Regions from separate parts of the Homo sapiens genome. Here region 2 is linked to region 1. A link is an interaction called in ENCODE POLR2A ChIA-PET data of the cell type or tissue named here. Cell type or tissue: MCF 10A. All regions are shown on one strand. Links, peaks and the distances in the headings refer to the core of each region. The heading gives the core; the rest is flanking DNA. Region 1 overlaps LOC105372879 (a long non-coding RNA gene). Region 2 overlaps IL19 (interleukin 19).

Region 1 (2,918 bases), core at 290-2,789:
TAGCCACCGCTCCCAGCAACTAATAGCTTACTCTTTCTAGTGCTTACTAATGTGTCCAGCTCTCTTCTCTGTGCTTTGCCTGTATTTTCTCATTTCACTCTCATAAATACTTATGAAGCAGGTGATATTGTTATTTCCACTTCACAGATGAGGAAACCGAATCAAAGAAGAATCAAGTAACTTATTCAATTATTTTAATAATCATTCAAAGTCACATAGCTAGTAAGTTGCAGAGCCAGGAATACAAACACACCGTGTGACTCCATAGTCTGCATGTTTTCCAGAACACTGTACTGCCTCCCAAGTATTTAAACTTGGAGTCAGAGACCTGGGATGAATTCTAGGTAGTTCCATTTTCTGGTTCTATGAGCTTAGGCAAACCACCAAATTTCCCTTTGCCTTGGTTTTATAATCATAATACAGAAATAATGATATCTGCTCTGTCTTATAGGGTTTTTGTGGGTATCAAATTGTAGAAGTACTTTGTAAAGCATTACACGACCAACTGGCTCACTGGACTGGAGTTGAAACTCCCCTGCTCCCTCCCTCCAAGAAACCCAGCCAGTAGAGCTAGCTCCCCTTCCCCTAGAAGTATTCATTTGCCTCCATTGAATTACAGTGGGGCTGAAGAACTTTCTGGGGAAAAGGCTTGAACTCTGTTCACACTTGGGATTCAACACTCATAGACATGGCTGATAGATCAGAGCATACAGAATCCAGATTACAGGGGGTTAATGGCAACCCCTACCCCTTAAAGAGGATTCACCTTGAGAAAGAAAGGAGTGTGACATGTGAGCTGTGCTCAGTAACAGGAACCAATGTCACTGATATTGATGAATTCCAGTCCCATGTTACGAGAAACTCCTCCAAACCAACCACTGTGGAGGTATGTGGGCATCCTGGGGCCAAGCAGGTCTCAGAGTGTACATTGAGAAAGCTGCTTCACTGAACTCTGCAACACTTTGGACTCAATCTCCCTATTGGGGTGAATGTGACCTTGCAAAATTTTTTGGCAGGAGCAATTTAGCACTGAGAAGCTGCTGAGGAGAACCCTCTTCTCACCACCAGTGGGGTCACACATGGAGCTTGCAATAGCTAGCTCAGCCAGCCCTGAAAGCACAGACTGCCTCATGGGCTTGGAAGAAACATCCCTTTGAGAATTCTCAAAACACTCTAGGGACAGACTCCCCAAGAGCCTGCTATGTTTATATGAGCAGATGGAACGACAGAATTTCAAGATTTTTTATTTCTAATTTTTAATCACAGGCTGTGGAAATATGAACATTCAGGTTATGCTATTCCAAATTACTTTTATTATTTTATTGTGGGAAAACAGAATTCAGTTAACTAGGATTAAGCAACAAAATCCACTTCCTTGTGGGATCATCTCTCTGGGCTAGGAAGAGGGATGGAGACTTTTCAAGGCAGAGATTGCTCCATGGAGGAAAACACCTTCTCTTCATTTTCATGAGTAATAAGTTTCCCAAGAGGATATTTTTTGGAAGTTGAAGGCAGAATTTAAATGGAAAGCCCCACCCACTGTTGCTGGAAGCAACTTCTCTTCATCCTTTCTTTGACTTTTGATGCTTCCCTGGATCTGATTATTTAGCGGTGGGCAAAGGCTGGAGATAAGAAGCCAAAAGATAAGATTTCAGTGTAAGAATTCACGTCATTTTCATTTCAAGTACCATATATGAGCTTTTTCAGGGACACAAACTCTAGTTGCTCTTATTCTGGGGCAAGCTCGGACCTGCCAGGCCTTAGCCTGCCTTTCTTTGCCAGTTTTAAAATCCATGTAGTAAGTGTGTGTGCTGTAAGTCTTTGTGTGTATGAGTGTGTGTGTGTGTCTGTGTGGCTGTTGGCTCATCCTAAACTTTTTACTGGCATCTTAGGCTTCTGCAAGTAGAAGATTCTCTACATTAGGAGTCCCCAACTCCTGGCCCACAGACCAGTATCCATCTGTGGCCTGTTAGAAACCAGGCTGTGGCCGGGTGCAGTGGCTCATGCCTGCAATCCCAGCACTTTGGGAGGCTGAGGCGGGTGGATCACGAGGTCAGGAGATCGAGACCATCCTGGCTACCATGGTGAAACCCCGTCTCTACTAAAAACACAAAAAAGTTAGCCGGGCATGGTGGCGGGTGACTGTAGTCCCAGCTACTCGGGAGGCTGAAGCAGGAGAATGGCCTGAACCTGGGAGGCAGAGCTTGCAGTGAGCTGAGATTGCGCCACTGCACTCCAGCCTGGGCAACGGAGTGAGATTCCTACAATTAAAAAAAAAAAAAAAGAGAGAGAGAAAGAAAGGAAGGAAGGAAGGAAGAAACAAAGAAAGAAAGAAACCAGGCTGCACAAAAGGTGAGTGGTGGGTGAGTGAGCGGAGCTTCATCTGTATTTACAGCCACTCCCCATCCCTTGCATTCCCACCTGTGCTCTGCCTTCTATCATATCAGTGGCAGCATTAGCTTCTCATAGGAGCACAAATCCTATTGTGAACTGTGCATGCGAGGGATCTAGGTTGCATGCTCCTTATGAGAATCTAATGCCTGGTGATCTGTCACTGCCTCCCATCACCCCCAGATGAGGCTGTCTAGTTGCAGAAAAACAAGCTCAGGACTTCTAGTGATTCTATATTATGGTGAGTTGTATAATTATTTCACTGTATATGACAATGTAGTAATAATAATAAAAATAAAGTGCACAATAAATGTAATGTGCTTGAATCATCCTGAAACCTAATCCCCCAACTCCTGTTTGTGGAAAAATTGTCTTCCATGAAACTGGTCCTTGGAGCCAAAAAGGTTGCAGACTGCTGCTCTACATCACCCCTACCAGGAGCGAAAAGCCCTTTTCTGCAGGTCAGCTTTCAGTCTTCCATCCATCATCCCTTACAGAGCTTTCTTCTCATTATGTGACCCCTAAGT
Region 2 (2,918 bases), core at 327-2,826, 81 kb before region 1:
AAGAGTACAAGCTGGATGCTTGTACTGTGCTGCGATAAAGAGGCCCAGACACAGGCCTCAGGTGATCCTACAGAGCATGGCTGGAGAGAACAGGAAAGGATTATTCCCCTGGGGGCTGATGGGGCTGCCTTCAGCAACACAAAAACATGCTTACAGAAAACTGCTGGAGGACATAGGAGTGATCTGCTTGCAATGAGGTTTTTCAACCACCAGGAATGGGGTGACCTAGTCCAGAGCCCTCTAATAAAGTGACTTTCAAACTGACTGCACTTCAAAATAATCCTAAGCTTTAACAAATAGAGATGCCCAGGCTTCATCCCAGATGTACAAAATTCAACTCTCAGGGACAGGGTCTGGGACTCTGTGCAAAGCCCCCTGGGAATTCTGGAACAACTAATCTGGCATTGCTCTAGGAAATAGCACTTGGAAAGCACTCCAGCAAGGTGGGAGGGAAAATTATTCCAGCTTGAACACTACAATATCAAGTAATCCTTTCTCTCTTCGCCCTGTCTCTTCCCTTCCCTTTCTTGCTCTCTGTAACAGGCAGGAGGCTCAGAAGAGCTTCTTCTCTCACGCTTCTTGCAGGGCAGTACAGGGAAAGATGTAGCTGTGTAAATTCCAGGAGGGCTTCAGGTATATTTAAATATGGGTTGCTTGCCACATTCACCTGCCTATCAAGTTTGCAGATGACAACTGCAGAATGTGGCACCCAGGTCTTGAAAGTCATGAAGCAGAATTGGATAACATCTGTCCGAGTCATGACAAAGAGGGTTCCTGTGCTGGGAGTGGGGGCTAATGAACCTGGAGATCCTTTCCAACACAGACATTCCCTGATGCCAATGATAACCTTTTCAAATTGTTGTTTTCTTGATTTTTATCTGTTTCTGGCACCTCATTTGATTCCCTATATGACAATAACCCCCAGGTTGAGTGCACTGAAATAATTTAGGTAATGAGAAGCTGAAAGTTACTACAGATGGAAGGAATTAGGGTGTATAAAGTGTGCATTGTGTGAGTCATAGGCTGTGTCTTTAAGCAACAAGCTTTTATTGGTGTCAGCATCTTTCCAGGTACAATGCAAACCCAGTGAGAATGAGATTTGGGGTTTAAAAGTGTTTCTGACCAGAGATGCCTGAGGGAATGACCCAGGGATCAAACAGAGATGCAAGAGAGCAAGGCTTCAAGGAAACTCACCTCAGCCTGTTTCCTCAACTGCTTTCCGCACCTTTGTTTGCGGGTGGAAGAATAGAAAATGGGCTTGAATTTTTCAATCTAAAATTCTCTGTTCAAACCTGAAATTCTCTTACCTTATAGGAAGAGCAGCTGTATCTTTCAAGGATAGAATGGGTGCTAACTGCATGGGTGAAATTATCTGAATCCCAGAGAAATGCTCTTTAGAAGAATCCACCAGACTCCTTCCTTTCTAAATCATACCCTTCTTTGAAGTTCCTTTCAATCCTTGGATCCTCTGTGGACACTGTTCTGATCATTCAAGCACTAAATGATCACCTGCTACCTGCTGTCTGCATACCTGGCTCTGCTTCTAGAGTACACACCTGTATCGGCACAATTTATTTAGCTATTAGTCATGTATGTGTTTCTGATAGCTCTCAGTTAGCTGCCTGGGATGGTTATTTACCTTTTTGTGCTAGTTTTACCTTCTCAATGGGACTTTGAGCAAATTAAGAGTGAAAACACATCTGTACTGATCCGTTTACATGTCCAATAAATAGATTTTAGTGCCAACTTGTGCAGCCATTGCTCTAGGTCTTGATACAGATATATACCAGGTGGTAGAGGCTATAAAGACAAAGCAGGCTAAGGGGAGTTAAGTGATAGATTCAGGAAAATCATTGAGCTGAAAAATGAATAATAACCTCATTCACTTTTTTCTGTTTATCAAAGAATGCCATATGCTAGATGCTAAAACAATTTACATCTGTGTGACTAGAGCAAGCCATTATAAAAAGGAAACAATCCAAATGGAAGAAATATTTTATCAGGCTGGAAAACACAGTTATTGAATTAAACTCCAAAATGGAAGCCATAGCTTACAAATGGACACTGCAGAAAACTGAATTAATGAGTAAAAGGCAAACTGAAGATAAATTTCCTAGAACACAAAAGCAAAAGATAAAGAAATGAAAATGAAAGAATAGAGTAAACGTGAAATACAGATATCAAAGAGCTAACCTACACATAACAGGAGTTCCTAAAGATAATGAACAGATTCTTTTGGAGCAGAAGCCATATGTAGAAAATATAATGGCTTTAAGTAAAATCTTATTTTAAAAACTGAATGCGCTTACTGTATTCATCAGGAGTCTGGATCGTGTCAGGCTCAGTTCAAACCAGCTTAAACAAAAAAGGAATTTTGCTGGCTCACTTAATGAAGTCCAAGGGTTCACTAGGAATCCATCCCTGCTGCTCTTGCTTTTTTCTGGGTTGCCATCATTCTTGGGAGGGTTGTTCCTGTAGGGTGACATTCAGTATCTCCAGACTCACATTCTCCCAGTTTACCAATCCCAGTGGAAAAGAGAGTTCTAATACATGTACCATTAACCTTGGGTTAATCCTCGTTGATTTTGATTGGCTTGGCTTGGGTCATGTACTCACCCTTGAATCAATCTATGCAATTGAGAAGCGTTGTTGCCTTAATTTCACCGGCAGCACACACCCACTCCTGGGATGAGAGGATGGGTCAGCTTTACCTAGAGTCATATGGACTGCAAATAAGGGAAATATCATTTCCCAGAGGAAAATGGGGTTGCTACTTTCAGAAGAAAGGGGGATGAATGCTAGGTAGGCTAAATAACATCACATTGGCAGATAGAAAAGAGCTACTACTCTGAAATATATTCAGGTAGAACTTTTACATCTAAAATACTACAAAAACTCAATAAATAAATAGGCAGGGA

The links. Peaks named below come from ENCODE experiments on the same cell type or tissue, not always from the same donor. Only the 100,000 strongest peaks of a DNase experiment are listed, where the experiment ranks them.
Region 2: POLR2A ChIA-PET joins it to region 1 with 5 read pairs; 5 of 35 experiments call an interaction of 5 or more read pairs at or near these places.

What each region holds. Positions count from the first base shown.
Region 1 is chr1:206,884,081-206,886,998 of GRCh38, forward strand. It overlaps LOC105372879 (a long non-coding RNA gene), which reads right to left. Exons shown (of 2, transcript XR_007066836.1): 2 at 1,229-1,622. Among named protein-coding and RNA genes, the nearest start is that of IL24, 12 kb to the right of the region's middle. In MCF 10A, for the core only: no CTCF peak of the experiment used is centred there; DNase peaks (open chromatin) are centred at 1,471 and 1,771.
Region 2 is chr1:206,803,521-206,806,438 of GRCh38, forward strand. All of the region lies in intron 2 of IL19 (interleukin 19), which reads left to right. Among named protein-coding and RNA genes, the nearest start is that of IL10, 32 kb to the left of the region's middle. In MCF 10A, for the core only: no CTCF peak of the experiment used is centred there; no DNase peak of the experiment used is centred there.